2 separate regions of the Homo sapiens genome follow, and region 2 is linked to region 1. Evidence: chromatin loops called from intact Hi-C (ENCODE). Cell type or tissue: endothelial cell of umbilical vein. All regions are shown on one strand.

Region 1 (2,500 bases):
GCCGAGAGCGCGTGAGGGCTGCCAGCAAGCTGTCACCTCTCAAATGGATACTAGAGTCTGGGAAGGGTAGGAGTTTTTCCTTGCCTGCTGCCCAGATGGAGCAGATTTATCAAGACGGGAACTGCCAGAGAAAAAGTTTAATTCACGCAGAGCTGGCTGACTGGGAGACGAGTTTTATTACTGAAATCAGTCTCCCTGAAATTTCAGAGTCTAGGGTTTTCCAAGAATAGTTTGGCAGGCAGGGGAATGGGTGCTGGTGATTGGGTGGGGATGCAGTCACAGAGGTGTGGAAAACGGTCCTTGTGCGCTGAGCCCGCTTTTAGGTGGGGGCCACAGGACAGCTGAGTCGAGTTGGAGGCCCCCCTGGGAGGAGTCATTAGGTCCTCAGAAGTGTGAAAGCCTGAAAAGACAATCTGAAAAGTGTAGCTGCTGTAGAAAACGGGATGGAGGTTCCTCAGAAAATTAAAAGCAGAATTACCATATGATCCAGCAATTCCACTTCTGCGTATATACTCAAAAGAATTAAAAACAAGGTATCTGGAGGTCGGGCGCAGTGTCTCACGCCTGTAGTCCCAACACTTTGGGAAGCTGAGGCAGGTGGATCACCTGAGGTCAGGAGTTCGAGACCAGCCTGGCCAACGTGGTGAAACCCCGTCTCTACTAAAAATACAAAAATTAGCCAGACGCGGTGTTGCGCGCCTGTAATCCCAGCTACTTGGGAGGCTGAGGCAGGAGAATCACTTGAACCCGGGAGGTGGAGGTTGCAGTGGGCCGAGGTTGCACCACTGTACTCCAGCTTAGGCAGCAGAGTGAGACTCCGTCTCAAAAAAAAAAAAAAAAAAAAAAAAAAAAAGTAGGTAGACAAGAAACAGCCCTGAGTAGTGCTAAACTCAAGTTTCCCATTCTTCGGGAGAACTGAATTCCATTTCAGTTTATACCAGAGGTCACACGCTTCCATGCTTATCAGGGGCAGGCAGGAAACATGCATGAGTCAGCTGACTTATACCAGTTGGTTTTGGTATAAGTCATCCTTTCCTGGCCACTTCTGTTAAGCTTGGAGGAAAATAGACAATAGGGTTGAGGGTATTTCAGAGTCACTGTCAGTGTTTTCTGGACAATTTATGACTTTGAAGACAGTCGTGGCCAGTAGACAAGAAAAGCATTTTTGGCATAGATTTTTACTCACAGGTCTGTGTTTTTCAACTCTTTATTGCTCCTCCAGGGAACATTTAGTAATGTCTAGAGACATTTGCGGTTGTCACGACTGGACGGGATGGGGGGCGATAGTGGCTTCTGGTTGATAGAAGCCACGGATGCTGCTGAACAGTTCACAGTGCACAGCACCGCCCCACAACAAAGAATTACATAACCCAATCGTCAGTGGTGCCAAGGCTGAGGAACCCTGCCTTAGGTAGATGAGACTGTCATCTTCAAATTTTTGGTTCAAGTATTCCTTCAAAATTTTATAAAACTATTTATTCTTCTACATACTTTTAATCGACATCAAAAATTTTTAATCATAAGTTTGTCAATTTTAAAAGATGTAATTTCAGCCGGGCACAGTGGCTCACGCCTGTACTCCCAGCACTTTGGGAGGCCAAGTTGGGTGGATCACCAGGCCACGAGATCAAGACCATCCTGGCCAACATGGTGAAACCCTGTCTCTACTTAAAAAAAAAAAAAAAATTAGCTGGGCGTTGTGGCGGGCGCCTATAGTCCCAGCTACTTGGGAGGCTGAGGCAGGAGAATTGCTTAAACGCGGGAGGTGGAAGTTGCAGTGAGCCAAGATCATGCCACTGCACTCCAGCCTAGCGACAGAGCAAGACTCCATCTCAAAACAAAACAAAACAAAACAAAACAAACCCGTGTGATTTCTAGCTGATTTCAAGCCAAATTGTTTTGAAAACTAATACCATGACTCCTTGGGGTCCACCCCCATTTGCTTAAAAAACACGTGAAAAAATTCTACTTTTAGAGTTGAAATGTTGTATTGTTCATTTTTGTCCTTGACCTTCTATTTTCACATCCTGAAACCAGCTTTGCAAAAATTATAACAGACAATTATGACAGTGAAAGAGATCTGACCTAACCGACTCCATGTTGCTTCTAACCTCCAAGCTGTCCTTGTTCATTCCTGGGCAGAGGATCAACTAACTTTGGGAGGAGCTCAGTTTATAGTTTAACTTTGAAACAAAGATGATAACAGGCTGGGCACGGTGGCTCAGGCTTGTAATCTCAGCAGTGTGTGAAGCCGAGGTGGATGGAGCACTTGAGGTCATGAGTTCAAGACTAGCCTGGCCAATATGGTGAAACACTGTCTTTACTAAAAATACAAAAATTAGCCAGGCGTGGTGGCGGGTGACTGTAATCCCAGCTACTCAGGAGACTAAGGGAGGAGAATCACTGGAACCTGGGAGGTGGAGGTTGCAGTAAGCTGAGATCCTGCCACTGCACTCCAGCCTGGGTGACAGAGTGACTCTGTCTCAAAAAAACAAAAATA
Region 2 (2,500 bases), 120 kb before region 1:
TATAGGAGAGGTCTAGAGGGGTCCAGACATGGGGCTTCTGTTGCCCTCTGCCCATGAAGTGATGAACAGCATTACCTCCTCCCAGCCATGATGTGAAGAATCACCAACCAGGGAAGCTCACGCGAACCTCAGCATCTAGAGTTTTTATTGGAGCTCAATTGCTACTGTCCTCATGACTGACCTCTAGTCCCTAGGCCCTCCTGGAGATCAGGCAAATATCTTTCATTATTAGTTCCTCTGAGGTTGGAACGTATACCTCATGGCCCAAAGCCCCCATCATAAATCACATTGTTACTCCATCCAGTGGCCAATAAACATACTTCTGTGAGGCAGGACATTCCAGAGGCCGAGAGATCACCTCCCCACAGGTGGGGGCAAAGGCCAGACCTGAGTTTGGGTGAGGTTAAATTCTTCATGGTCAGGCGCGGTGGCTCATACCTGTAATCCCAGCACTTTGGGAGGCCGAGGTGGGCAGACCGCGAAGTCAAGAGATCGAGACCATCCTGGCCAACATGGTGAAACCCTGTCTCTACTAAAAATACAAAAATTAGCTGGGCATGGTGGCATGCGCCTGTAGTCCCAGCTTCTTGGAAGGCTGAGGCAGGAGAATCGCTTGAACCCAGGAGGCAGAGGTTGCAGTGAGCCGAGATCACGCCACTGCACTACAGCATGGTGACAGAGTGAGACTCCGTCTCAAAAAAGAAAAAAAATTCTTCACTACACACTAATGACCCACTACACAACCCAAGAACTAGATCCCAAGTTTTCATATTAGGATTTTTTGTGTGTTGTTTCTGCCCTTTTTTAGCCATGTAATCTTAGGCAAGTGACTTACACTCTGAGCTTCAATGTCCTTGTCTTTGAAATGGGGTGATCATATGCTAGTTGTTATTTATATGTAAAGCATTGCTGTAGCCTGCACAAATTAAGCATCGTGACTTGTCCTGCCTGCTGTGCCTTAGAGAGCCTGGGTCCCGGGAGGTCTTGGGGTCTTTGCAGTTGAGAGCATTGAATTGTGCAGTGTCTCAGTGACTGAAACCACCATAGAAGGTAAGCCAGTGTGTGACACCTGGAGGAACAGCTGGTTAGTTTATGAATTATCTGGAGGCATTGGCTTTGCTTTCATTCAGCCACACCAAGGACAGTGAATAGTTTTAAGACTCTCCCAGAGTACCTCAGTTCCCACGAGACCTTTTTCCTGACTTGATGGAGAGTTTTATGTTCTCTGTTGTAGACTGGGGCTGTCTAATGTCCTGGAAACCCAGCCCCCTGGTGGCTGGCAGGATCCAGCCTAGGCCTCCTGGAGCAGTTGCTGGCGCTTTGCATCGTGTTGTGTGGTGAAGCTCGTGAGTGTGTGTGCGGGTAGACAGCTGGCAGCCTTCCCTGCGGGATGTGGAAGGAGGATTCTGCATTTCCCCACCATGCGTCTTGGGAATTACTCATCCAAAAAGTATTGTGGAAAAGCAGGCAGAGTGAAACACGGAGGCATTGCACTTAACCCTTCCCTGGAAATGCCATCCTTGAGTTTAGCGTCTGAGCTTTCTGTTTATTCTGCTTGTGTGCTGAATTGCCTTCCTTCTTGTTGGTGTGCATAGGGGTCTGCACATTGGGCACTTATAAATATTATCCCACCTATCAAGTGAAGAAAAAAATGAACTCTCAAACACCCATCACTTCCTCTTTTTCTATCACAGATGTGAGGAAAAAACAGATGTTTGAAAGAATTGATAGTTTGAAGGTGTTGTATTGATTACATCATGGCCAGGAGAGATGAGCAACAGATAAGTGTGGGTGATCACTGAGAATTCATGAGGAAATGTTTATTGAATTATAACTACGATGGCGACCATGTACTGAGTGTGTGTTATACTAGGCACTGTGCATGTTAATTCTTCCCCATTTTAAAGGCAGAGATTACAACTTTACACATTGTTGAAATGAAATTTTTGCCTCATTAAACTTGGGCACATGTATAATCGCAAGTAAAATTAAAATTATTATTTTGAGATGGAGTCTCGCTCTGTCGCCCAGGCTGGAGTGCAGTGGTGTGATCTCGGCTCACTGCAACCTCCGCCTCCTGGGTTCAAGCGATTCTCCTGCCTTAGCCTCCCTCGTAGCTGGGACTACAGGCGCCTGCCACCACGCCTGGCTCATTTTTTGTATTTTTAGTAGAGACAGGATTTCACTGTGTTATCCAGGATGGTCTCAATCTCCTGACCTCGCAATCCGCCCGCCTCAGCCTCCTAAAGTGCTGGGTTTGCAGGCATGAGCCACCACGCCCGGCCAAAATTATATTTTTAAAAATGGATAACATAGGTGGTTTGGGGTAAAGCCAAGGTTTGAACCTGTTCTCTACCTTACGGCGTAGCCCACTCTAACTACAATTCTGTGTGTCCTTAGTAGTAATAGCAGTGGAATATTATTGATCTATTATCATCATTGTTAGTAATAATAATATTAATATTTATCTTGATATTCTAAATAGGACAGTGGATGTGAA

The links. A loop is a pair of places that touch in the nucleus more often than their neighbours do. Peaks named below come from ENCODE experiments on the same cell type or tissue, not always from the same donor. Only the 100,000 strongest peaks of a DNase experiment are listed, where the experiment ranks them.
Region 2: a loop joins it to region 1, with 3 times the contacts of the local background. A loop is called at or near these places in 9 of 110 quality-filtered maps.

What each region holds. Positions count from the first base shown.
Region 1 is chr6:16,214,195-16,216,694 of GRCh38, reverse strand. No RefSeq gene overlaps it. Among named protein-coding and RNA genes, the nearest start is that of GMPR, 23 kb to the left of the region's middle. RefSeq lists a cis regulatory region at 752-1,438 and a silencer at 1,663-1,839. In endothelial cell of umbilical vein, no CTCF peak of the experiment used is centred here; DNase peaks (open chromatin) are centred at 1,004 and 1,934; H3K27ac peaks cover 2,254 bases.
Region 2 is chr6:16,337,997-16,340,496 of GRCh38, reverse strand. The region is part of intron 6 of ATXN1 (ataxin 1); the gene reads left to right. Among named protein-coding and RNA genes, the nearest start is that of GMPR, 100 kb to the right of the region's middle. In endothelial cell of umbilical vein, a CTCF peak has its summit at 1,288 (motif pointing left); a DNase peak (open chromatin) is centred at 1,346; H3K27ac peaks cover 1,756 bases.